2 separate regions of the Homo sapiens genome follow, and region 2 is linked to region 1. Evidence: read pairs that join two places in POLR2A ChIA-PET (ENCODE). Cell type or tissue: PC-9. All regions are shown on one strand. Links, peaks and the distances in the headings refer to the core of each region. The heading gives the core; the rest is flanking DNA.

Region 1 (12,613 bases), core at 1,612-9,611:
TTCCCCCAACCCCCCAATCTGGTAGATAGATAATGGCATCACATTGTGGTTTAAATGAGCATTGTCCTTATATGGAAAAAATGTGAAAGGTGTTCATAAGGCTGATCACATTTCATAAATTTTTTGGCCATTTGGATTTCATCTTGAATGAAATCCAATGAAGTATGCTATGTTGAACGAAGTATGTTAAAGTTTTGCCCATTTTTCTCATTAATTTTCAGGTGGTCCTTTATATATTCTGGATACTACTCCTTTATGAATTGTGCTTCAGAATCTTGTCCCACTTTGTGCCTTGTCTTTTCACAATGTTTTTAAATATATTAACATTTTAATTTTAATATCTTCAAATATATCAATAGTTTTCCTTTAAAGAAAATGGAACATTTCCATTACCCTCAAAAATTTTCTTATACTTATTTCCACTTAATTGCTCCTCCAGCCTAATTCTCAGTCTCAGCAACCACTGCTCTGCTTTCCATACTCATGGTTTTTCCTCTTACAGAATTTTAATAAATGTATGCATATAATGTCTACTTCTGTAACTTAGCATCATTTTGTTTTATTAATTCCAAGTTGTGGCATGATTCATTAGTTTCTTTTTGTTGTTGAATCATATTTCATTGCGTGGATATGCAGCAATTTTGTTTATTCAACTCACATATTGATGAATATTGGCATTATGTCAAATTTGGGCCTATTTTGAAAAAGTTTCTGTGAGTATTCATGTGCAAGTTTTAATGTAGAAATATGTTTCCATCTCACTTGTATATATAATTAAGAGTTGAATTTCTGGGTTAATTAGTAAGTCCATGTCTACCTTTTTAGGAAACTGCACAACTAATTTCCAAAGTGGTTGGACCACCTTTAGAATACTTAAGTCAGAAAAACAGATGCAAGAAGGACACATGCTAAAAAATAGTTAATAAAAACATCTCCATTTCAACACATAGTCTTTGCATTCACTAATATTATAATTGTGCCTGGAACAGTTGACTGCCTGTCCTGTTTTATTGACATAGAAGGATAATACATCACGTTTGCTCATTATGTTGCAGCTACTTCTAGTCTTACAGGAATAAGTGAAGTAGAAGCCTTCGATAGTTCTAGTTTACAATTGATGGCTGAATTTCACTTCAGGGAGCAATTTTGCTAAAGAAGATGAAGGTTTAGGACATGATAATGGGAAAGAAAATTAAGAAGGTGAAATTGGTACTCAGATTGATCTTCTGGGCCCCAGTTCTTTCCATCAGAAACATGGATGTAATGAAAATTCTAGCCACCTCTTGGCATGTCATATGAATTAAGACTTAAGAGTTGCTTAGTGAAAAACATTTTATAACTGGTAAAATTTTGCAGTGGATTTATTGAAATGCCAGATTCTAAGAAAGCCATTTTGAAATGAATTGTACAGAGTGAAAATTACTAGGTAAATGGGAGAGAAATGTTTCTTCAAGTCAAAATTTCACTTGTAATTTAGCTTATCAGGAAATTCTCAGTCTCATTCTGTAGTGCTTATTCCTTTGCAGAGGACATGAAACCAGTGAGATTTGATGCCCTAAGTAATTGGTAGAAATACCTGCTCTACAATGAAGAGGTCATCTTCAGGGTCTCAAAAGCAGCAGGATGGGTCATTTATAGAACTCCCTTAATGTGTAACTAAATACAGAGTAGTTACTAGAATTAAAAATTATTATCTTGTGTCCCAGATTAGAAATTAAGCTTTAAAAACAACCAGTTTTGCATAATGGACATTACTGCAGCAAGTAATCTGCATTCCTCAGCATTACCTTTTCTAGTTGTGTTGTCACCGTTGTTTGATTTTCATAGGAATCTATTCCCGATAAGATTAGTTGCAGGCAGACACTGGGCTGTACCTCATCAAAATTTTCAAATAGGCCAAATTTGCCTCTAGCTTGCTTTTATCAAAACTCTTCTCAGCACTTCACAAGTCTGCTCTGGTACCTTCACTTTATGTAGTATCCTCAAGACCACCATTTGCTCCCTAGATCTGTCACTCATTCTCTTAGGGGCTTCAAGTGTCTTTCTGCTTATAATGCCATGCACCTCTGTCACAGGAAATCATTTTGTTGCTTCAGAGCTTTCTTTGGTGATCACATTGAATAGCAAAAGGGTTAACAGGTATTGAAGAACATGCTCACACACACACACACACACACACACACACACACAAGACAAGCAACTACTGTGACAGAGATTGCAAATCATGTTCAGGGAGAAGCATTAATGCCTTTAGAAAGCACCAATAAAGCCTTTGTGATCTACGTAGACGTTTTTGTGTATTAGACATTTTTAAGATTTTGTTAAGCTATTCTGTTTTTCTTAATTATCCATCACTTTTTCACAGAATTACCAGTGATTTGTAAAGTAGTCTTCCTACATTTCATGCTTTTGGACATTGTCATAAAATATAGCTGGGTTTTTCTTAAATCTAGACATAGTTTATATTTTGATGGATATATAAGGAAATAATGTGAAAATATGCCAAGTTGCCAAGTTTTCACTCATTTCTCATTCATTGACACAACATATATTTTTTAGTGCCCAGAAATAGAGCAGTCAATAATTGTTTTTTGTTTTCCTTCTTCCTCTTCTTCTTCTCCTTGTATGTATTGGTAATGGTAAACTCTTGATTTGTCTGAGAGATAAGAGTACTTTTGTATATTTCAGATCCTGAAGATTTTGGGAAGAATTAGAAATTGTCTAAAACTTATTTATTTCAATAAGATTCTAAAAACTGGCTTGTTACAAAAGGCAAAGCCATCTCATGCTATCACTAGAAAATGAGAAGGTCAAGATGTAGAAACACTACTAATTGCTTTTAGATCTTGAACATTCATATCAAAATTTTGAAGAAACCAGGAAAATATAAATAGTTACAGTCTATTCGTGAATTCCCTGAAGTATATAGATTCATTTCATGATGTTATTGACCTCACCACATTTCTAGTTGTATTAGAATATTCTCTATTATACCTGTCAAACAAAACATTGCAATTTACAGAACAATCATTAATTTTTATGGTAATTTTGGTTAGAAGTTGTTTTTAAAATTCTCAGGTAGCCAAACTGTACTTACCCTTGGCTGTGATGATTAGTCAGCAGCTGGCTTGCCTAAGTATGAAGATGAGAAAAATATATGTGAACACCGTCAACTTTACTCATGGAGGGTCAAATTTACTCATGGAGGGTCAAATTATGGTATCTCAAAATAGAGACAGATGATTCAAGTAAACAGTGCTAACCAAAAAAAACCATGTGTTTCTAAGAATTTGAAAAACTTTGAACAAATTCCAGATCATTAAGCAATGGGTAAGAGGCAGTCATTTAAAGCAGTCACCTAGTGAAAATCAGGAAAAATGTCTGACAGATGTTCAGAGTAAATTATTATGGCATGGGGGTCAATAGTATTGAAAGCCACTTGGAAGCCTATATCAGATTATTAGTGTTTACTCTATTGGAACCAAATAATATTTCAAATTTGTTTCAGTAATTCTTATCAGGACACATTCCATGTATTATGCCATTCAAGTGATCTTTAAATTATTGTCAAAGTCTACCTTAAAGAGAGCTTCCACAAAGGACATGCAATTCATATCATCTAGAGTTACTGTCATTTCTAGGCTAAGTCCCATGGAAATTCATAACTTAGAAATGAAAGTCACAAAGATGCAACTGCCTTCATAATACCAATGCAGTGGTTATAAATATTTCATGAGCATTGCATGGGCAGGGGCAGATCTCCATTTTCATGAGTTAGAATTTGTACAGCTAAGTCTCCACATTTTACTATTCATAATGCACACTATGCCCTGTAGAGCATTCCATATAGCACTTTTTTAATATTTATGTTTAATGAAGAAATTACTGTTCTAAAAAGAGAATAAGCCAAGCCAAAGACTTCTTTTTAAAAGTATTAAGTTTTGCTTAATAGAGATGATAACAATCAACAGAAATTACCTCATTGCAGTATCTTAGCACAAAAATGCATAACTTTTTGAGTAATACAGGATGATGGATCAAGACACATTAAACCTAAGTGAGAAGGTTCTTTCTAAAGGTTATAACATTACAAATCTCATCTTAAAGGAATTCGAAAGGTTAAAATGCAAAGAGCAACTTTCTTACATACAAAAACATTAATTACAAATGATATGCTTGCCTGCTATTTCATAGTTTAAATATATGACTGTATTTCTCTGGGTTTTTCTTTTATTCAAAAACATTTTAACTTGCTAAGATAATATTACCAAGTTCGATAATGAATTGCTATTGCATACTTTAAGGTAATTTATCAAAGCACATTATCAGTACCTGTCAGAATAAATTTTGCACTAAAAGTAATGAAAAAAAGGACTATTGTATGTGTTGAAATCAAAGAACATTACTGTACTGTAGCTAAGTTATTCAATGGAGAGGATAGGTGTTTGCCCTCTAAATGATACTTGCCCCATGAGAAAATAAGAGCCTGGAAAATCACAGAAAATAGGCACATGGAAATGTCTATTTCTTGCTTTTTAAAATGAGCATTTGATATTTTATTTCATTTTTGTCATTTTGATCAATTCTGTCAAGTTTGTGAGTGCTGAAAATGCTGCACAGATCTTGGTAACATTTACAAAAGTAAATTAAAGTTACTGATCAGCTCATGTATAATACAAGGCTGAATTATTCCATATTTGCATATACTATATATCACATGTAGATTGATGATGAAGTCATAGATTTTATTTTGAATACACATCAAGACTAAGTCTAATAATGAAAACAAGCTTTAGATTTAATATCATTCACTTGAGTCAGCAGTTTTAAATATTTTTTATTTTGCTTAAACCAATGAGATCACTAGAAATTTTGTAATGTTTCTTGTACTTAACATCAAAAGTTTGTGTTTCATTCCTGATAATATTTAACTGAAAGTGGGAAACACTGTCTTCCATTTTGTTCTTTGAAATTTTATTTTCTAAAGGCTCTGTTGAGGAATTTAACCTTTATGTGATGAATTTGCAGTTCACTTGAAGTGTGTTAACCTTAGTTCCCTAATGAGTCTAGGTGTAATACTGAGGAGGAATTTGAGAAATATATCATGTAGCTCATTGTCAAGTTGGATTTGTCTTGCACGTCTCCAGCTTTGCTGTTGTTCCAGTACACATTTTGATCACAATTCTTTAATTTTGTTCTATATTTAACCGACCTATTTGAACAGGATCCAGAGCTGGTGCGGAACATCTGCCGCTGGGTTAGGCAAGCTGTTCAGATTCCTTTTTTTGCCAAGCTGACCCCAAATGTCACTGATATTGTGAGCATCGCAAGAGCTGCAAAGGAAGGTAAGAACTTGACTTGAATCAGTTGCCCGCTATTGTAAATATTGGCCCACATTATGTAGCCATACTCAAGTATGTCTTTTCCTACAAACATGTGCATATTTTTTGTCTCAATTTTAAAAGTTTCCAGTTGAGCACTTGATCCCACAAACACAGGAGATTTACACCTGGACTCATGCTAGCAAATTGACCATGAATTTTGATCTGGAAACACAAGATCCTTTATAGTTTTTCCTAATAAACACTTATTTCACACATTATAAGAACAAAAAACACAGTCACAGCAAACCCGTCCAAAATAAATGACCTCATAATGTAACAATTCAATATATTAAACTTTAATGAGTAAAAAAGAAAAAAAGAAAATTCAATTTGCACAATGTGAAATTTCTTATGAGTTCTCTTCATATTTTGTAGGGCCTAGCTGACTTCCTTAAACACATGCTCAATAAATATCTGTTGAATACAAAAATCATGCGTGCTTGTGTTCCATCCCAGGGAAATTGCACCCTGACTTGCAAAGACATTGTAAATTACCTGGAAAATAACACCAAATACAAAACATTTGGTAACAACAAGTCTGTATAATATTTGAGAAAGTAAAGTTGTGGTAATTAAAACTTCTTTAATGTTTAAAATTTTAAACATAAATGTAGGAGTTAAATTAGTGAAGAACTTTGAGGAGAAGACATGTTCTCAAGATAAAATAGAATGCATTTTTCTGGGATGTGAGGGTTTGAATGGGTTTTAACTATCGTGTCTTATAAGAGCTGCATGAAAATGTTGATGTGTCTTGCATAGGTGGTGCCAATGGCGTTACAGCCACCAACACTGTCTCAGGTCTGATGGGATTAAAATCTGATGGCACACCTTGGCCAGCAGTGGGGATTGCAAAGCGAACTACATATGGAGGAGTGTCTGGTAGGTGTTGCCCACTTCTTGCATTGTGCTTTCTTGGAGGTTGCTGAAAAATCAGAAGGTCATGTTGCAAGAGTTTTGTGCCCTTTATGATCCCAAATTCTTATAACTCATAGCTGATCAATATTCCTAATAGTTATGACAGAACGGATTGAATATGAAAGCTCAAGTGACAGCACAGGATGAGAGAATATCAAGATAAGGTCTTGCACAAATTCTATTCTCTTGTGGTCCATGCTTTCCTAAGAATTTCTCATCGTCTCTCAGTTCTTTTGCCACTTACTAGTAAGGGTTAATATGAGGGCCCTCTGAGAGAAAAATATAAGTACCCTCATTATAATATCTTTTTCATGGTCTGGACTAGTTTTCATTCTTCCTAGAATTTAGACATCTACCTTCTTCAAAAACCTTGTCCCAACTGTCCCAAACAAGCCATTAAAACACTGAATTAAGCATCAGCTGACAAGACATTTGCAGACCTCACACCTTTGCACGCTCTTTCTCATCAGCATACGCTTGAATTTGAAAAAGAAAGAGAGGTTTTAATCTCAAGGTCCTGTTCAGTATCTTTACCCTGTGCACTCTGTGACTGTGACAACATGAACTTGGTCTTGCAAAGACAATGCTGTAAGGTTCTTGACTGTACTGGTTTGGGATTAGTCTCCTTGGTGATAGAGAAAGTGGTAAATATACATAACATAACAGTGCCCCACTGTTCAAGAAAAGCATTGCTGAATCAGACCAAAATGTGCTTTTGGAAGAGGCTGGACAGACACAAATAAAGCTCTATCCATGCTGAGGTATTCAGTTTTGAGAGTATGAAGTATGCCTGTGAGCCATGAAGAACAAAAACGGTTATATTCTGCTTTTAATTGAATGCCATTCCCACAATGTCAGAAAGAAGAAGGCTGACGAGGAGCACCTGCTCAGGCTCCAGACACAGCTCGCTTTTATCAGGAGCTATCAAACAGGGCCTTAAATATTATTGTAATGCAGAATAACGTGGACCGCGTTAGCATGTGCCACAGAAAGAGAGTCAAGAGACTCCAGAGTTGGGCTGTAACATGCACTATGTTTTCTGTCAGCCCATTTCAATTTTTCCAGCCTGCCATGTTGACAGCAAGAGAATAAAGGAGGTCACAGAGGGTGCTGAACATTAAAAATTAATAAAAGAACTATTGCAGTAGTATTTTATATAAGTAACACCATTCATGTTTTCTCATTTAAGCTGCAATGTCTGAATATTCTCCCATACTATAACTCAGTCTAATAAAACTACAAAATTACAGCATTAGAAAAAGTCTTTTGTGTTGCAGTCTTTAAGCATACACACACTGGAAATTATAGCAGTACCTGAAAACAAGCTCAGTCATACCTCAGGGCCTGTTAGCATTTCCATAAAACTCTATTTCTAAGATTTATAAATTCATATATAAATATTCACTTGGGCTATAAGCTTAGGTAAGCCTGGGTAGAACTTTCATTTTAAACAACAAAAAATCCCTAACATTTTAAAGGACTTGTACCTCATTTCTAATAGGTTCTATATTAAGTTTCTTCACATTAAACAATCTGTTTTGAAAATAGCCTTTCTCCACATTGACAGAATTAATATAGTTTTCCTCCTTTAAAGTAATGCTTGCTTAAGTTTAAAAGTAATAGAATCTGAAAAGCAGTTTAAATAGGCAATGATAATATATTTTAGGACAGAGCAAGTTCTATAACAGAGTACCTTCAGTATGAGTTATAGCAAAACTTAGCCTAGCAAAATTGTGTTAAATAATAATGGTTTCAAATTTTACGAGAGTTGTATCAAATATGGTTGTCAGGACTTCAAATGCTGCCTTAATACTGAAAGTTACACAAAATAAGCTAGATATTTTTATAAGATTTTTAAAAAATTTACCATAGCACAGTGCTAATATCTGCTCAAGTGTTGTCTCAGAGCATGGCAATGTCTGCTTTCAGAGATGCTGCATGAATCACAGATTTTTAAAAAGTGAAAACTAAATAGAGTTTAATTTTGGATAGCCACCTGAACACAATACATACTTTTCATTGCCAGTGAAGGATATTTTCCCCTTTCAATATATTCTTTAGCTGTTTATTCAATTGTTATTATTTTTCTCAGAATAAGATTTCTGCTCTTTGAAATGAAGATTATGTTTTGTTTAAATACGGAAATAGTGAGGCACCTGGAGTAGTATACCTGCTGTAGAAAACTGGGCACATTTCAGGAATGTTCTTCTAGAGAAAATGCATTAGCTAATAAGGGACAGTGACTTGCATTGGGAAAACGGGATCTCAGCTAAGGAATGTCAGTGGAATTATTTCCGATATAAGTAGCCTGGATTTGAGAGCAATGTCTTTCAAAGGTTGGTTCCCAACTCATGAGTATACTATGCAATCAAGTTTAGTGAACTGTAATCAACATTTTAAATAATGAAATAGAATAAGAAATGTCAGAATGCTTTGCATATAGTTGGGATAAGCATTGTTTGGCCAAACTTCTTTTTCAGTTATACACATAATATACACTTATATATGCCATAATGTAAAACGCACTTTTTACTTAGTTAACTTCAAAATATTTTGAGAGTTACTGTTTCAGAGGGAGGTCTCTTTTGTTAAATAAAAGAAGTCAATAAGACTATAGAAAGATAACTTCTACCTGCTGTAGCTTAAAAGTTACATCAAGAGAGCAAATTAGGACCTCACTCCAAGGTCTTATCCTCAGCTTTGCTATTTTAGAAGCACTTTTTCTAATTCATCTACAGATGATTAAACTCTGGGGGGCGGTGCTTAAATATATGAAACAAACTCATAATAAAGTGATTTATAAACTTGAATTTCAATTATGGGAGAAATACATCATAGTATTGCTCCATTAAAAAGTTGAATTATATACCAGATGATTTCATAGTGAGAACAGTATAAAAGGAAATCTTGTTTGGTATCCAAAAGGAATATTTTTTATCAAACAAGGATGGCTGATTCAGCTCTCCACCATATAAGTACTCTGTCTAAACCATTGATTCTAAATAATTCTGTACCTTTCTTTGGACAGTATAGATGTAACACTAAGTTGTTACGACCTTTCCTTTTTCTAGAATCCATGCAGAAAACTTCTGTTGCATCAAACAGCAGTTAATTCATGTATCATCACACAGCTGAATAGTTTATTGGGTTTGGAGAGAGGAAAGGAAGAAGAAATTCTTTGACTTATTTGATTGGAAAAAAACCCTAATCTCAGTAACAATTATAAACTCCATCCTTGACTGCGTGACCCATTATTTTTCCCAGTTTAATTTCTTTTTTTCTTGTTTTAGTTTGAAATTTTGACCTTTTTTTCTGACTTCATTCCCAAATAATGAGGGCATCTTAAGATAGCCCCCAAATCAGTGATTACTATCACCTATATAAATGGTGTTATCCAGCTGTGGTGTGACATTTTCACATGAAATCCTCCCTGTGGGTAAGATTCTTTCAGAGCTGGTTAAGAATCAGTCCTGCATGGCATAAGCTAAAGATGTCTTTCTTGCAGCTGACTTCATGAGGATAACCTTTATTCATTTACAGGTGCTTCGGGAGAAACAGTATTCAAGCATTTTTCAATGGGGTGAATTCATTTGAAGTTTTCGTTGTTGTTCCTTGTGTTTTTAACTTTTTTTTATTAATGGGGAATGAATTTCATTGTCCTGTATATATTTTGTGTGTTGCACTTACAAACACATGCACATTCACATATATAGGAAAGAGTGCAGAAGGCACTTAAATTGAAATAATGATAGACACTTTAGGCTCAATATAATTTACTTCCCACAAGCTTGAAAAACTTATTATTTTAAATTATTTTATTTGCCAAATTTGTTCTATTTTCACCAAAGGAAAGGAAATTCTTGTTCTTAACTTCAAATTTTGAATGCTTGTTTGAAGTTATTCATTATGTATGAACTTATACAATTACAACAATAGAACACATTTTTTTCAGTATTAAGACATAAACTTTATTATTGATTTCTGAATAATTCATAAAAGATGGCTTTTAAGATTTTCTGTTTCAGCTCAAAGTTACTCCTCTCATAGAGGTTATTACAGAATCCAGTAAATGACTGTGTATTTCTAAATAAGTTATAATGGAATATTCCATGAATGTTCTTAGAGTCTACAAGTGAATAATGAATGATTTGAAATCTAGCTGTGTGAGATATTGGACACTGGCTTGTATGGTTACTAGCTTCCTAAAGGTGTTTTCATTGTAAATCCAACATAGGAAATACTAATAAAAGAAGGTACAAGTTAGAAATTTAGCTAGTAATTTGTAGATCTGCGTCAGTGTAGGGCCAGAAGTGAGTACAAAGTGTATAATTTAGAAAACTTGCACAAATGTGAATCAATATAGTAGCTTAGAAAGGGATTTTAGGCATCGACTTCACATCGCATAGTTTATGTGTTTTTAAGATAGTTACTTAGGCGTGAATTGTTAGAATGCAATAATAACTTGGCAGCATACACTGTGCTACTGGGCATTACGTAAACACAAATCCAGTGTAACCCACTCTAATCATACACTTATTTTGTTGTATTTATTAGTGAATATTTGTGTAAAATCAGGGAGATGGCAAAACAAAACAGATTACAAACTCAGAAGTTTTAGTTACATTTTTCTTTAAATAACTATTTTCACGCATGCCAGCAACTGAAGATTTTGGCAGGATTGCTTTAAGTTCTTACACCACACATTACAATTCCATCATAAAAAACAGTGTTAGTATTTTTTTAATTGGGAAGTTGTTTTTAATGTGCTGGATTTTTTTATGTGTCAATCACATGATTATCGATGCATAAATTGCTTTTAGAAAAACATGCCTATTATCTGTCATCAAATTTAAGCTATCTATTGTAATCATCTTGATCGATAAGAGCTTAGGCTTTAACATTGAAGATCTAAAATAACCTGATAGATAAAGATAGAATTTAAATGGATAAAAATGTAGTAATTCATGCAAAAAGAATAATTAAAAGGAGAGCCTTCCATTTTATACTCACTTTTTTCCTTTTTTTGTATGGACAAAAGTAATGCAAAAAATCTGGCCTGTTATTCACCTATGTAAAAACATTCTTAGCTTATTACAAGTTTAACTGATCAAACTATTAAAGAACTTGTTATACAAATATGTATGTACTATATTTGCAGAACAGTCAAAAGTAGGCATTTCAAATACAGATGCTAGATTACAATTTTATTATAAATTATCACTTTGGTTGAGAGAGGCTTACCATTAGAAATATTCTCATTTAAATAATGCTCATTTGAATATATTCATGTACAGATTGACAAAGAATCCCCTCTTTCATTATGTTGCCTTTCTCAGAGCCTCAGTATCTCACTGTTTAGCCATCGTTGGTCTGTGCAGGAGACCAGGGCCCTAATAATAGATTTTTGACAGTGAGCTCGCCTGCTACCTGCCCTACACAAATCTTCACTGTTCATGTTTGCTTCATGGCAACAAAGCAGACAGAAGGAAAATGCCAAGTGCTGAGTCTGAGGTACAGCCTTGCCTTGGCTTGACATTTCAGCAGAATAGCAGTTTATGAGATGCATAATTTTTCATCTGGGACTCAGCTGCCATATTCATAGATGCTTACAGCTCATGGACAGACTGGAGCAAGGGCAAAGGTTTAAAGCATAGATCAAGGTCTACATCCTTTCCTTAGGTATTTTAAGATAACTATTGTCCTGCAGATAAATGGTAGAACCAAATAGTATTTAAGAGCCAACAAATTCATGGGTACCTGGATATTATATATATTTTCCTTTGGTTAAAAATTAGGAAAATAAATTAATGTCTGTTCCAGTTCCTAAGAAAATATTTGATAGACTTTGTAAACCAAAGAACTCTGACAAGCATATTAAGAAAACTTACCTTTGCAGCAGTGGTAATGAATTATTAAATTTCTTTCCTCTGTGTGTGTTTTTTCATAAAGAATGATTTCAAGCTTGAAATTAATCAAAAAATGTTCTATTATGAAAGTAAAACTAGAGAGTATTGTGTCACTGTTTGAGCTTGAATTTAAATATTCACAGATTCATGCATATCTACTGTACTAAAAAATCAGTGTAGGTACACGTCAGTGGCTGTTTAATTTAGAACTACACATCTCTGTAAGCTTCAGAAACAGTTCACCATGTCACAGTCTCATACAGAACAATGGTACAGTACATTGGATTAATTAAGGAAGCCTTGCAGAGAACTGAGTTCTCAGTATGTCAAGATTTCAGTTTTATGTTAAATATTTTCTAAAGGCCAGACCCTTAAATCTCAGGGGCTGTACCAAGCAGTGAGCTGTGA
Region 2 (12,613 bases), core at 1,997-9,996, 80 kb before region 1:
GGATTTGAAGCCAAAGTGTGATATGAGGAGGTTTGTCTCTTTAGAATACTTTGGCAGATAGTATTGGCTGAAATCAGATATGGGGCAACTAATAAGGAATCTTCTGCAGTAATCCAGGGAAGAAATGGTGAGGATCTTAATGTAGTCACAATGAGGAACCTGGAGATATTTGGAAAATAAACTAGAGCAGTACTTCTCAAACTTCCCTGTACTTTAGGACCACCTAGAGAGACTTGAAAAACTCTGATGCCTGCACCTCACTCCATACAAGGTAACACAGAATCCTTGGAATTATTATTATTTTTTAACTCTCTAGGTAATTTCAATGCTCAGCCAAGTACTTGGTTAATCACTGGATGTGGGCGACAAAGATAGGTATTCCTAGTTTTCTGATCTGGGACAAAAGAGTGAAACAAAAGCATATATAGTGTGGATAAATAAGCAAATTTAGAGTGGAGAAATTTAAGTTTGGTTTTGGACAAATGGAAATTAAGTGCTAACGGGTAGTCGTATATGCAATTCTTGCACTTAGGAAAAAGATGCAGTTTAGAGGTATACACTTTCGAGATTTTCTGCATGTATTAATAGATATTATTTACAGTCATTGCGAATATGATGTCTAGTGAATGCATGTGAAATGAGACTAAAAGAGGACTGTGAGTGGACTCTGGGAGCATCAACATGTGAGAAATTGACAGAGGTAGAAAAAGAACACCAAAAAAAAAAAAAAAAAGAGGAAAAGTAAGTGGTATCTCCAAAGCTCAGTTAGAAGAGGGGTTCAAGAAACTGGAGGTGGTTAGTAGTCTTAAATGCTGAAGAGAGTTTAGTACAGATCTGGGCTGAAAAGTATATAATATATTTGGTGAGGTCACTGTTAACCTTGGGGAGATCAGTTCCTAAGCATATTGGGGACAGAAACTAAATAAAAATATATTATGGAGTGATCAAAAGGGGAGGAAAAAGCAAGTTACTGTAGCTCCTAGAGTGGTACAGTGGTTGTTTCCTGTTGTGTTGGAAAACATCTCTGATTTTTTATAGAAACTCTTGTATATTGTTTAAATGTTACTTTTCTATATTTGAAATAGTTGTGTAAATAAGACATTTGTCAGCCCCAAAATAAACCAAAAAATGATGAATTTTTAAATAATTTTAAAAGACAACTTGTAAGCATACTAGTCTCATTTATGACCATTAAGTAAGCAATGAACAAATAAAATTAGAAAAGCTTATTATTTCACCTTAAATGTCTTATAGTCAATGTATATATTTCAGGAATATTGCACCAATCTCACTTTCACTAAATTTGAACTAAGGCATAAAGGACATCTAAAATTTGAATGTTGTATGGTTAATTAACATTTAATAAACTTATTTTCTTTGTTTAAATGTCTTTGAAAATCAAATGTCTCATGCTGTTTTTCCTCATCAATGTAATCCCAGTAGTCTTAGGAATGATTTTGTTGAATTGTTTGACAAAACCTAACTTGGCTGCTTGTAATTTATAGTTGTTCACCCCCGTCACTTTGCAGTTTTTCCCTACTAAAAAATTTAGATTGTCTTGAAGCTGAATTGTTGACTGGATTTCCTATGTAGTTCACAGTATGGTTACAGAATACCAAAATAGCATTGTCAATGTGTTTTAAAAAGCATAGACCTGAAGTCAATGGGAATTTGACAAGACAGCCTGCATGTTATTGTAAGCCATTGCAAGTTTTATGTTGTTCTTCACCTTAATTTTTAATGTGTAAACTTTAATGAAATTCAGTTTTTAAAAGCTACTTAATAAAATAATTTTATTTATTCCCTAAGGAAATGGAATTGTCAAAACAAAAAAAGTTGACCATTAAATTTGATTCTTTTATTTAAAATTTCAAAGGATGACAATGGAAGCCATATAGCACTACTTTTTTTTTTTTTGCCAAATAAGCATCTGCACATTGTTTTTCACCTTTGAGATACCTTTTAGAGAGAAAGAAATATGCAAAATTTGATTAGTAAATTATCATACTTTGCATTTTATATGCTTCAAAATGTTAATGTCTCATAGAAATTAGATGTTTACAAAAAGTGTATACATTTTCTTAAGTTGTATTAATTAGTCAAAATGAAAGTCAAAACTATTAAATACTCCAATTTAAAAGTATTTTCTACGAAGCAGAATTCACTAAAAGAATGGCTTTTCAGGAGCATATCAAATTTTAATGACTTAAGCACTAAAAAGCATCTTGATAAGATGGGTCTCAACTCTAAGACAATCTATAAAACCCAATTTCATGTTTTCAGTAATATAAAGGGGACTGTAATCTGTGTTCCAACTTTGTAAATCAACTTGTCCTTTGATTTTTACTAATCATATTTTTCATAAATATTATCAACACTGATTAAATATCTGCCTTTTTGACCTCATAATCATACCATGTTCTAGTAAATTTGCTTTCCCTTTCTTTTCTTTCTTCGTTTTTTTTTTTTTTCAAAGACAAAATCTCATTCTGTCGCCCAGGCTGTAGTGCAGAGGTACAATCATGGCTCACTGAAGCCTCAAAACTCCTGGGCTCAAGCCATTCTCCTGCCTCAGCCTCCTGAGTAGCTGGGATTACAGGCATATGAGCCACCATGCTTGGCCCATTTTTAGAGACTATTTCACATTTTATCTCTTCCTCATAGTCACAAACCCATAACTAGTTCTCTTTACTCTCAGTAAGAGACCTTACACCCTAGTTCATAAAGAAAATGTAGACACCAAGAAGAATGATTTTACTTTTTCCACATCGAATTTAGAAACCTAAATGCATCCATACTTATTTGTTTCTCTCTCTACTCGTCTTCTATCCTGTTAGATACAAACAATGCCTCTGCCTCTCTTAAAGCCCACTTTCTCCACTTGTACTCTCGATTCATCATCCCCTCTTCCCTTCTCAAGAGCTTCTTTCTCTTTCCCAAATCATTTTCACTAGTGTAAAAACATACTCAAATATAGTCCATTAAGAAAACATCATTAGTCCTCCCGTGATCTTGTACAGGCTGCCTTCATTTGTCTTTTAGCTAGCCCAAGAAAACCTTTAGAGAGATTCATGTATTGCCTCTACTTCTTCATATTCTATTCACTCAATTCATTCTAGCCTGACTTTTGTCCTGTCACTTCCCTGAAACCCCTGTTTTAAAGGTTACGAATGGTTTTTGTCTCTTCAAATCCAGTGGACACGTTTCTACTCTTTGACACAGACTTTCAGAAGCATTCATCACGGTTGATTGTTCCTTACTTTTTGGAACACTTCCTTCTCTTGGCACGACATCACACTCTCTTGTGCCCCCAGGTCAGTCCTAGGGCCTTTCTTTTTCTCTATATTATTTTCTTCCTTTTGTGAAGTCATCTAGCCTGGTGACTTCAAATACCATTTTATTTTGAAGTCTCTAAAACTTGCACCTTTATCCTTGACCTCTTTAGTGAATTCTCCACTCATATATCCAGTGGCACAATTGATGTCTTCACTAATGCTATGCTTACTAGACATACTAAATATAAAATATTAAAATTGGACCTCTTCAATACTTTCTTCATTAGGCTTTATTCTATCTCAGTAAATTGTCTACATTCCACAGTTCAGTAGTTCAAGCCAAATATCTAGGATCATTCTTAATTTCTACTTTTCTCTATGTCTCTCTGAATCTAAGCATTCACCAACTAGAACCTCAGAACTATCCACTTCTCTGTATCTCCGTGGATATTATGAAAGCCACATTATTTCAACATAATCAGACTCCTTGCTTTCACCCTTAACCCACTTATCCTATTCCCTATAGTCACAAGCATCTTTTGAAAATGTACATCAGATTATTTTATCACCCTCCTTTAAACCTTTCTGCGGCCTCCCATTACACCAACAATAAAACCCAATCTCCCACAGGGTTCAGAGCTCCCAGAGATCTGGCTATTGCCTGCTTCTCTCATTTTCTTTCATACTATTCCTGTCCTCTCATGAATCTACAACCACAAAAGCCTTCTTTTTTCCCCTTGAACATACCATGCTCATTCCCACCTCAGTCTTTGCACCTGCAGTTACTTCTACATACCTGGCTGCTTTTACTCACTTCCACATTTTATTTAATGTGAGGTGCCATCTCATCTCTCAGTTTTCAACTCAGGGAGCTTTTTACTGACCATGTGTCTGACATGCATTTATGTATTCTGGTGATTCTCTGTCATGCTCTCCTCCTCTATTACTACCTTCCTAAAAATAATATTATAAATAGGTCTAACAATTGGAACTGGAAATGGTCCAATTAAAGTATCTTTTTTTAACTCATTATGACATTTTCCTCCCTAAAATGTAAGCTTCAGGAGGGCAGGGACTTTTTCTGTCTTGTTCATCACTTCTGAGTTAGAACAGCTGTTGGCATATAGTGGAGCTCAAGAAATATTGGTTAGAAGTTGAATACACGAAAATGCTAAGTCAATGTCTCAAGCTCCTTTTTGTGTGCCATTTAATTCCTCTTATATTAGATGCTCAATTTGCTTATTAATCAATTAGGTGACATTGAATCTCCCACCAGACTGTGTAACATAAACTGTAGGATGGGGGAAGACAAAGTTCAAATACTGTGTAGCATCTGGGTTTCACTATCTCTTCATTCAATAATGTTTTAAAATATGAGCCATAAAAATTGAGCACTAGAAATGGCATAAATTAAGTGAAATATTGATATAGAAAAATGTTGCTTTTATTTAAAAATATATTTCATTGGGTATTTATTTCTAATAACATTGCATGATGTTTCACGATATAAAATATCCATCATTCTGGTTTTTTTTCTTAGGAAAAAAAATCTGTTCCCTCCTGCTTGATTAAAAACGGAGTACAGCAAAATACTGAAGGGCTTCCTAATTATCAAATAAATATTAAATTATGTCCAGTGTCCTTTTACTGTTAATGTCTTTTAGCCTGACTCTTTTAAAAATTGCTTTCTCTTTTAATAAAAAGTAAAATTATTTTTTGGTCATCTTTATTTCTCAGAAATAGAATGCTACCACATATTTTCACAAACCATCCTCTGGCTTTAGATAAGGATATTTAGAATCCTTAGACCATTTCACATTTTTAAAATAAATATAAAGTCATTTTTCCTGAAATTTAATTGATTTAAAAAATTGCTTTGAAAATTTCTTCAAAACATGACAACTTTAGTTTTGCATGTAGTAATTGTCAAGACTGTTAAATCATAGAAACAAGAATGTAAAAATAGAATTTCCTTAAGCCAAAGTGTGGTATTTATTAGTTTAAATATGCAGATATGTTAGTGAGGCACCCAGCCTTAAAAGTGGCTGCAAAGGGGATCTCTCTCCATCCTGTGTGTTTGTCTACTTTCTCCTGTCTCTGTTTTATTTTTTCCCAGTGTAGTAAGCTTTGGGATTGGAAAGTGGTTAAATGAGGAATCAGTGATCAACAGCAGCTCTGAATAAACTTCATTCCAGTTTAGTGACCAAGGAGAAAAAAAAAAAAGTTTTAACTTTCCCAGTTCCACTGAGGGATTTTGATAGAAGCAGAGTACCTAATTCCTATGATCAGTGCAGGTGGGGATACTTTCTCATCTTTCTGGGCAAGAAGATAGAGTCTGCTTTCAATGGATAGGGAAAGGAGAACAGGGTAGTGCTTGGCTGCTCAGAGCATACAATGGAAACCACTGCTTACCATAATGTATCTCTCCCATCTGTGGTCACCCCTCCCCAGTCAGAGGCTGCCCCACCAGCATTCAGTGGCATGATTCTCGCAATGTCCTGAACAACTCTCTGTATGATATTTATTTCCCTTCATCAAGTCCAATTGTAGTGCCTCATGCTTCTCAGCAACCTACAGGGTGAACAATTAACCAACCTGGCACAGTCAATATAAATTTGAAGCAAAAATAGCTCTGTTAAAATTAAAATTGCCATGTAAAAGAGAGAAACAGTGTTAGTCCCTACTTGAGAGGATATATCTTATCCTACTGTCAAGGCTGCTAAACCTTGCTTCCCTGCTGTGGATTTCTGTGGTCAACCCATCTGCCTGGCTAGATTCAGCCCACGAGAAAGGTTTTTCTTGTCCTCTGTGGAACCCTGAGAGGGGAGCTGGAGAGGGAGGTGCACATGCTGTGACTGTGCTGATTGAGCAGCCACTTCATAGTTGCATGAGAATGTGAATTGGGGGATTATTTTGTTATGTTAGGAGGTGGGGGTTTTGTGGTTGTTGTTGTTATTGTTTTATTTTGTTTTTTTTTTTTTAAGAAAAAAATTTTCTAAAAATCTATGCATATTGCTTATCAGTTTCGCCACAGGGTAACTAGTATCTAATAGCTAATTTTTTCTTCTTCTTCAGTCTGTATCTCTGTATCTGTCTCTGCCCTTGAAGTTCTAGCAATAAGCCTCAGGGCTCTGCCCATTCCCCAGTTGATTTTTCCTTTCAAATAAGGTCCTTAATCTCTCTCTCTCTTTTTTTTTTTTTTTTTTTTTTTTTTTTTTTTTTTTTTGCAAGGAATGCCTACACCAAGAGGTATTAGGTCTAGTCCTGGAAGATCTGGTGCCCTCTTTGATAGTTCTCCCTGATCTTTTTTCTAACTGGAGAATAGGGCATAGCATCCCTGAGCTCTTAGATCACTTGGAAAGGGCGGAAAGCATCTCTAACTGAAGCTGTGTAATTACATGGTGCCCCTTTTATACTTGCAAATGAAGCTTGGAGTATGACTTCTCACTTTTTTAGCCCCTAGGGAAAAGGCCATGGAACAAGCATTCTTACATTTTTCTCCCCAATTCTGAAAAGCTGTAGTTTCACTAGACGAAAAAAATTGAATCCTAAACTCAATGAACAATAATTTGGCATGCTTAATTTTCCTTCTCTATCCATCATCTACTTTTACTTTCTTCTCTTTGTTCCTCTCTCTAAGGAATCTATTCAAAATTGCTGTTTCTTCTGGCTTCCATATTTCGGAACGTTGTTCAACCTTTTTGTGACTAATGGTCTGCGAATTTCTCAGTGGCTTTGATTCAGAGTCTCAGATCTTTTGCTTCCTTCTTTTTAATTGCTTCTCTAGTTGACTAGTCCTGTGTATTTTAATATCTGATTATTTTTTCATCACCAAGACAGATACCTTCATCAGCCCTAATCACTCTTCACTCTTACTCATATAATCGCCAGCAGTTTTCAATTGTTTATTTTTCACTTCTCTAACTTATGGTATCCATTTCTACTTAATCTTCTTAAAAGGGTTAGCTGATAATGCAACCCCTTGCTCCTAAACCTCTGGTGACCTCATTCATTTATTCTTTCAGTCTTTGATACGTGCCAAATACCATGCTAGTTACTGTAGATAGATGATGACTAATGCAGAGCAGCTCCAGCTTTCATGGTGTTTATAGTCTATCCAGAAAGAAAAAGAAAAAAAAAACTTTAAAGACATGCTTCTTTCCCTGGTTTTTAGAACTCTCTCCAATATGGTCACAACTTTCTATTCTCCTGATGAAAACGTTTATCTGACTTTTACAGCATATCTTTTTTTTTTTTTTTCTCAAAGTAAATAAAAAAGCTCTATGTAGTGAGAGCACAGTGGCTTTTAGAGGACTCTTACCACTAGACTCTGCAACTTTAAGCTTGGCACAAACTCTTTGTGTCTCAATCTCTTAGTCTTTATTTTTTTATTTTATGGAGATAGAATCTCGCTCTGTTGCCCAGGCCGGAGTGCAGTAATGCAATCATACCTCCCTGTAACCTTGAACACCTGGATTCAAGTGATCCTCCCATCTCAGCTTCCTGAGTGGCTGGGACTACAGGGGCAGGGCACCACACCCAGCTAATTTTTCTATTTTTTTGTGGAGGCAAGGTATTGCTCTGTTTCCCAGGTTGGTCATGAATTTCTGGGCTCAAGCGATCTTCCTGCTTTGGCCTCCCAAAGTGCTGGGATTACAGGCGTGAGCTACTGCACCCAGCCTCAATCTCATAGTCTTTAAATGATAATGGTAGGAAATAATTACTTACGTGTATCAAGTATGTGCTTTGGGCTAGCAAAACCTAGTCGTTAAAAGCACAGACTCTTGCTCAGTCACACTGCCTGGCTCTGGGTCCTGGCGCTGTTCCTTATCAGCTATATGACTGTCAGGTGTCATTGCCTTGGCGTCTTCATCTATAAAGTGGGGAGAATAACATTGGGAATGATTAAATAAGTTAATAAAGTAAAAACCATTGAAACAGTGCCAAGCACACTGTAAGAGCTATGTAAGTCTTAGCAATTTCTTTTATTACTTTTCTTTTCTTTTTTTCTTTTTTTCTTTTTTTTTTTTTGAGACAGAGTCTCGCTCTGTTGCCCAGGCTGGAGTGCAGTGGTGCAATCTTGGCTCACTGCAACTTCCACCTCCTGGTTCAAGCAATTCTCCTGTCTCTGCCTCCCGAGTAGCTGGAATTACAGGCACACGCCACCACACCTGGCTAATTTTTGTATTTTTAGTAGAGATGGGGTTTTACAATGTTGGCCAGGTTGGTCTCGAACTCCTGACCTCAAGTGATCCACCCGCCTCTGCCTCCCAAAGTATTGGGATTACAAGCGTGAGCCACCACGCCTGGCCAATTTCTGTTATTACTTTTCTTAATAAGTGGCACGATTATTCATATTTTACCAATCAGGAAACTAAATACTTTGCTCAGGGCCACAAGTAAGTGACAGAGTCAGGGTTCTAACCTGGACATCCTAGTTTCAGAGGAGGCATTGGTAATTACTACTCTATACAGTCTCCATTATGGGATTTCTGTAATAATGTAGTTAAATAATCAATACATAATAAAATTTAAAACTATAATGCACTATGAATATTTAAGATATTATTATGTGTACTATAGTGAGTTATGTTTGAAAGAGACACTATTTTTTTTCTTTTCCATCACTTAAAACCTTTTCACTGTACCAGTAATTACAAACAGCATTTTAATGGCATTGTATAATTAGACAATCCCTTCACGTACATGCATGTATTTACATTGCTACTTTCAGAGGATGGCAAAGCCAGTAAAATCCTCTCTATTTTGAAAAAGAGAATGCTGAGGATCAGAAAAGTTAAGTAACTTGCCCAAGTGTTCACAGATAGTAAATGAGAAAATCTCCTAATGTAATTCCAAAGCCCCAAATGTCATCCAGTGTTTTGCTATCTTACCCTGCTATTTTCTAATGATTTATTTTTTCACAGTTTGAAAACTAATTTTATAATATAGTTTACCATTATAAATTTATGTAAATATTAATATATCTTTGTGTACAACTGGATAACTACTTGAACTTATATTCTTTTGTTTTTCTTTTTAAAGATTGTGATTGCTAGCATTATGTGCAGTTACAATAAAAATGACTGGACGGAACTTGCCAAGAAGTCTGAGGTAATGGTTACTTTAGTATATATTTATTTTATTTCTTCTCTCCTATTTTTATTAGTTTTAAATAAAGAGCTGCCATGAGAAATAATACAGTAGAAGTAAAACTGAATTGAAAATGTAACTTAAAACATTTCTATTATAATTTGTTTACCCTGTGTTTTCATTAAAATGATGGAAATGTAAATTTAAAAGGAATTTATTCTATAAAAGCGGTCCCTTGGATTTCACACACTACCTAAAAATCCTTTATTCTCTGAATCCATACACTCTTTATTTGCATGTTAAGCAAACTGTATATTATGATGGATGCCATGATAAAATTTAATTCTACCTTTGAGAGTCTAACTTGATCTTACCTTGCCTTTAGGCAAACTAGTTTGACAGTAAGAGAAGAAATTTTGAATATAAAACTCTTGAATATTTAAAGTATAAAAGGTTCATTTAATACTATTCTAGTTTGAATACAGACATGCATAAAAGAGCGGGACAGAATGCTCCTGAATGGAACACTAGTCAGCAGGTTTTCCATAATATAAATTGAATCCTGCACAAATGCAAACAAGTAACCATGTGCCTTAAATTTGTATTTCAAATAGAAAAATACATACTTAAAATTATACACTTATGTCCATCATGCTGTCATGGAAAATAGTCTGGAGAGTCTTAGCTGGGGTTCCTTGAAAACCTCTCAGTAATGTAGAAGACTAAATCTAACTATACCAATGAACTAATTGACGCTACATTATAAAATATTGCAAAGCTGTCTGTAGTGTTCAAAAATGTTGATTATACATTTTATTTGGATATTTTAAAACTGAGAAGGGAAAAATTACTACTGGGACTTAGAGGGGTGAAATTAAACATGATCAGTAATTGGCCTCGTGATCTTCCATGCTGGGTTCATTTGATACATGTATTTACCTAATTGACCATGAAATCTTCCACAGAGCCCATGCTTGGCATGAGCTTTGCCAATTTTAAGCTGACTATGATGAATGGCTTTATCATGCCGCTTGCTTCTCTGCCTTTCTGTAAGAACAAAATACTTTTCAAAATTATTTTTTTCAATATTAGACATTAATTTTTAAATAGACAACATTACTTTTTATAAGTCAAAAGCCTTTAATTATAAGCAAACTAGCTAACCTAAAGATATTTTTCACATTTCATATTTTTCTTTAATTTCAGTTTTATTTAATATCACCTTCTAATTACTCTGTAGCAAAAACATAAATAAAAAGAAAGGAAGAAAGAAAAAAAAGAAAGAAGGGAGGAAAAGGTATGCCTTTTGTTCAATCAAAACAGTCTGCAAAATCTCTCCATAGGAGAGCAGTCTACATAACAAGAGGTTATGATAATGTCAATTAAAAAATAAAAATATTCACTATAATCTTAAGTCTGGACTAGCCCAGGAGATATCATATGAAGGAAGTATCCCGCAGGCCTTCACAGCTTCTAGGAGGGTAGCATTAAGCAGCATGATTTCATCACAGCTCATATGGTAGGCACCCAATAACGTTTTGTAGAATCAGTATTTGGTTTTGGTTTTATGAATATGCTTCAAAACCGGTTAAAACAGATTTCCTTACAATGGAAAAACCCACGTTAAAACAAACCAACAAAAACATATTCAAGTCAAAATTACTGTACTACCTAACATATACATTTCTTTTGGGGTGGTGATATAGGGATGTAAGAAATCAGAGACACCACACCAACACTCTAGCATGCCAACTGTTTCAAGTTTAGCTAATGCTGTGATGTGATGATGATGTATACTAAACCTTAAGTTTATAAAACTGTCTTTATGGCAGATTAATTCTTGAATTACACAATGGAGAGCTGAGGAAACCTGCTATCAGCTTTTTACTACTTCATCTGAAACAGAAATGACACATATGGAGCAGTAGAGCCTTAGAATGCACATGCATTTCATGTTCTATATTCTTCAACCTGGTTTGAATTTGTCATGTTTTTGAGCACCACAAAGAAGTTTCTACTGCTTGTGTCAAATTAGTAGCATTGTTAGAATCTAGTTAGTTTTCTTGATCCAGGTACCTGATCACAGGCTCTCTTGCTTTTCTGGAACCTTGGTAGTCTACTCCAATTCTATGCAAAAGAAGATTTATGAAACACCTACTATGTATAAAGTCCCTGGCTAGCCAAAACAAAGATGAGTAATAGGGAGCAATCAGATATATGCCAAACTGAGCCATTTCTGAAGGTTCACAATATTCACTTGTAAATGGATCTTTAATCCAGTGTAGTCGATCTTGAATCAATTTCTTTTGTAATTTGTAATCAGCCTTGAAAATAGAGCCCGAGTAAAAGTTAATGTGAAAAAGCTTTATTGAAGTATACAATCTCAGAGCAGAAAGACTGAGGAGAAAAGAAAAATGAGATGGGAAGAAGGGAAAACAAGTGCAATATGGTGCATTCCAGAGCTGGCCACAACTTCACAAGGAAATGGAGCCAATTGCTCAGTCATATGGGACAGGGAATAGCACATCATTTCACAAGATGATAGAATCACCCATTCTCTCATCACTTTCTAGGAAAGGAAGTGGAAGGAATGAGTCTACTGGCTCCTTCAGTCTCCTGTCTCTCACTGGCCCCATTTCACTCCGTAGGGCTCTCCTTTCCTCTGAACTTTTGAGTTGCATGTCCTGCCCCTTCAGGGCAGCTGCTAGGGAAGCTAGATTTGCTAGCATGGGGTGTGATGCTTCTTCTAAACCCAGAATTGTAGGGGAAGGCCAGAGCCTCCTGATGGGGCCTGGGCACTGGTGCTCCTGGAGCTCTCACTTTGACAGGCTCAGTGGAGGTTGTGACACAACCCACTCTCATCTGGAGGGAGTCTGTGAGAGCGGACAGTTACTATAGGAGATGTGAAGATAGCAAAAGGGACTGGGGCTCCCCTTTAACTAGTGGCAAAATTCCTGGGTGACAAGTAGGGCCATCAAATTTGAGGAAGCGTATAATTGGCTGTGGTCCAAAATGCATCATTACCAAGTTTAACTACAATAGCTCCACTAATCTTCTTGCTCTCAACCAATCCAAATTCTTTCCATCTTTCCTAATTTCAGAACCCTTAACTTGACCATTAAGTGCTACTTGGCCCCTGCCCTGCCTGCCTCTCCCCATTGTCACTGTGGGTCTGTTTTCTGCATTCCAGATCCCGCTGCCTTCTTTTCCTCCTCCAACACGTTCCCAACTCAGAGCTTTTCCTG

What was found. Peaks named below come from ENCODE experiments on the same cell type or tissue, not always from the same donor. Only the 100,000 strongest peaks of a DNase experiment are listed, where the experiment ranks them.
Region 2: POLR2A ChIA-PET joins it to region 1 with 31 read pairs; 2 of 35 experiments call an interaction of 5 or more read pairs at or near these places.

The regions. Positions count from the first base shown.
Region 1 is chr1:97,298,909-97,311,521 of GRCh38, reverse strand. It overlaps DPYD (dihydropyrimidine dehydrogenase), which reads left to right. Exons shown (of 23, transcript NM_000110.4): 17 at 5,225-5,345; 18 at 6,144-6,263. DPYD-AS1 (DPYD antisense RNA 1) reads right to left here. Exons shown (of 5, transcript NR_046590.1): 3 at 5,213-5,333; 4 at 3,098-3,132. Among named protein-coding and RNA genes, the nearest start is that of DPYD-AS1, 210 kb to the right of the region's middle. In PC-9, for the core only: no CTCF peak of the experiment used is centred there; no DNase peak of the experiment used is centred there.
Region 2 is chr1:97,379,169-97,391,781 of GRCh38, reverse strand. It overlaps DPYD (dihydropyrimidine dehydrogenase), which reads left to right. Exons shown (of 23, transcript NM_000110.4): 15 at 9,321-9,389. It overlaps LOC105378867 (a long non-coding RNA gene), which reads right to left. Exons shown (of 4, transcript XR_007066237.1): 3 at 8,004-8,148; 4 at 5,773-5,846. LOC124904226 (a long non-coding RNA gene) reads right to left here and starts at 5,771. Exons shown (of 2, transcript XR_007066239.1): 1 at 5,688-5,771; 2 at 1,837-1,959. In PC-9, for the core only: no CTCF peak of the experiment used is centred there; no DNase peak of the experiment used is centred there.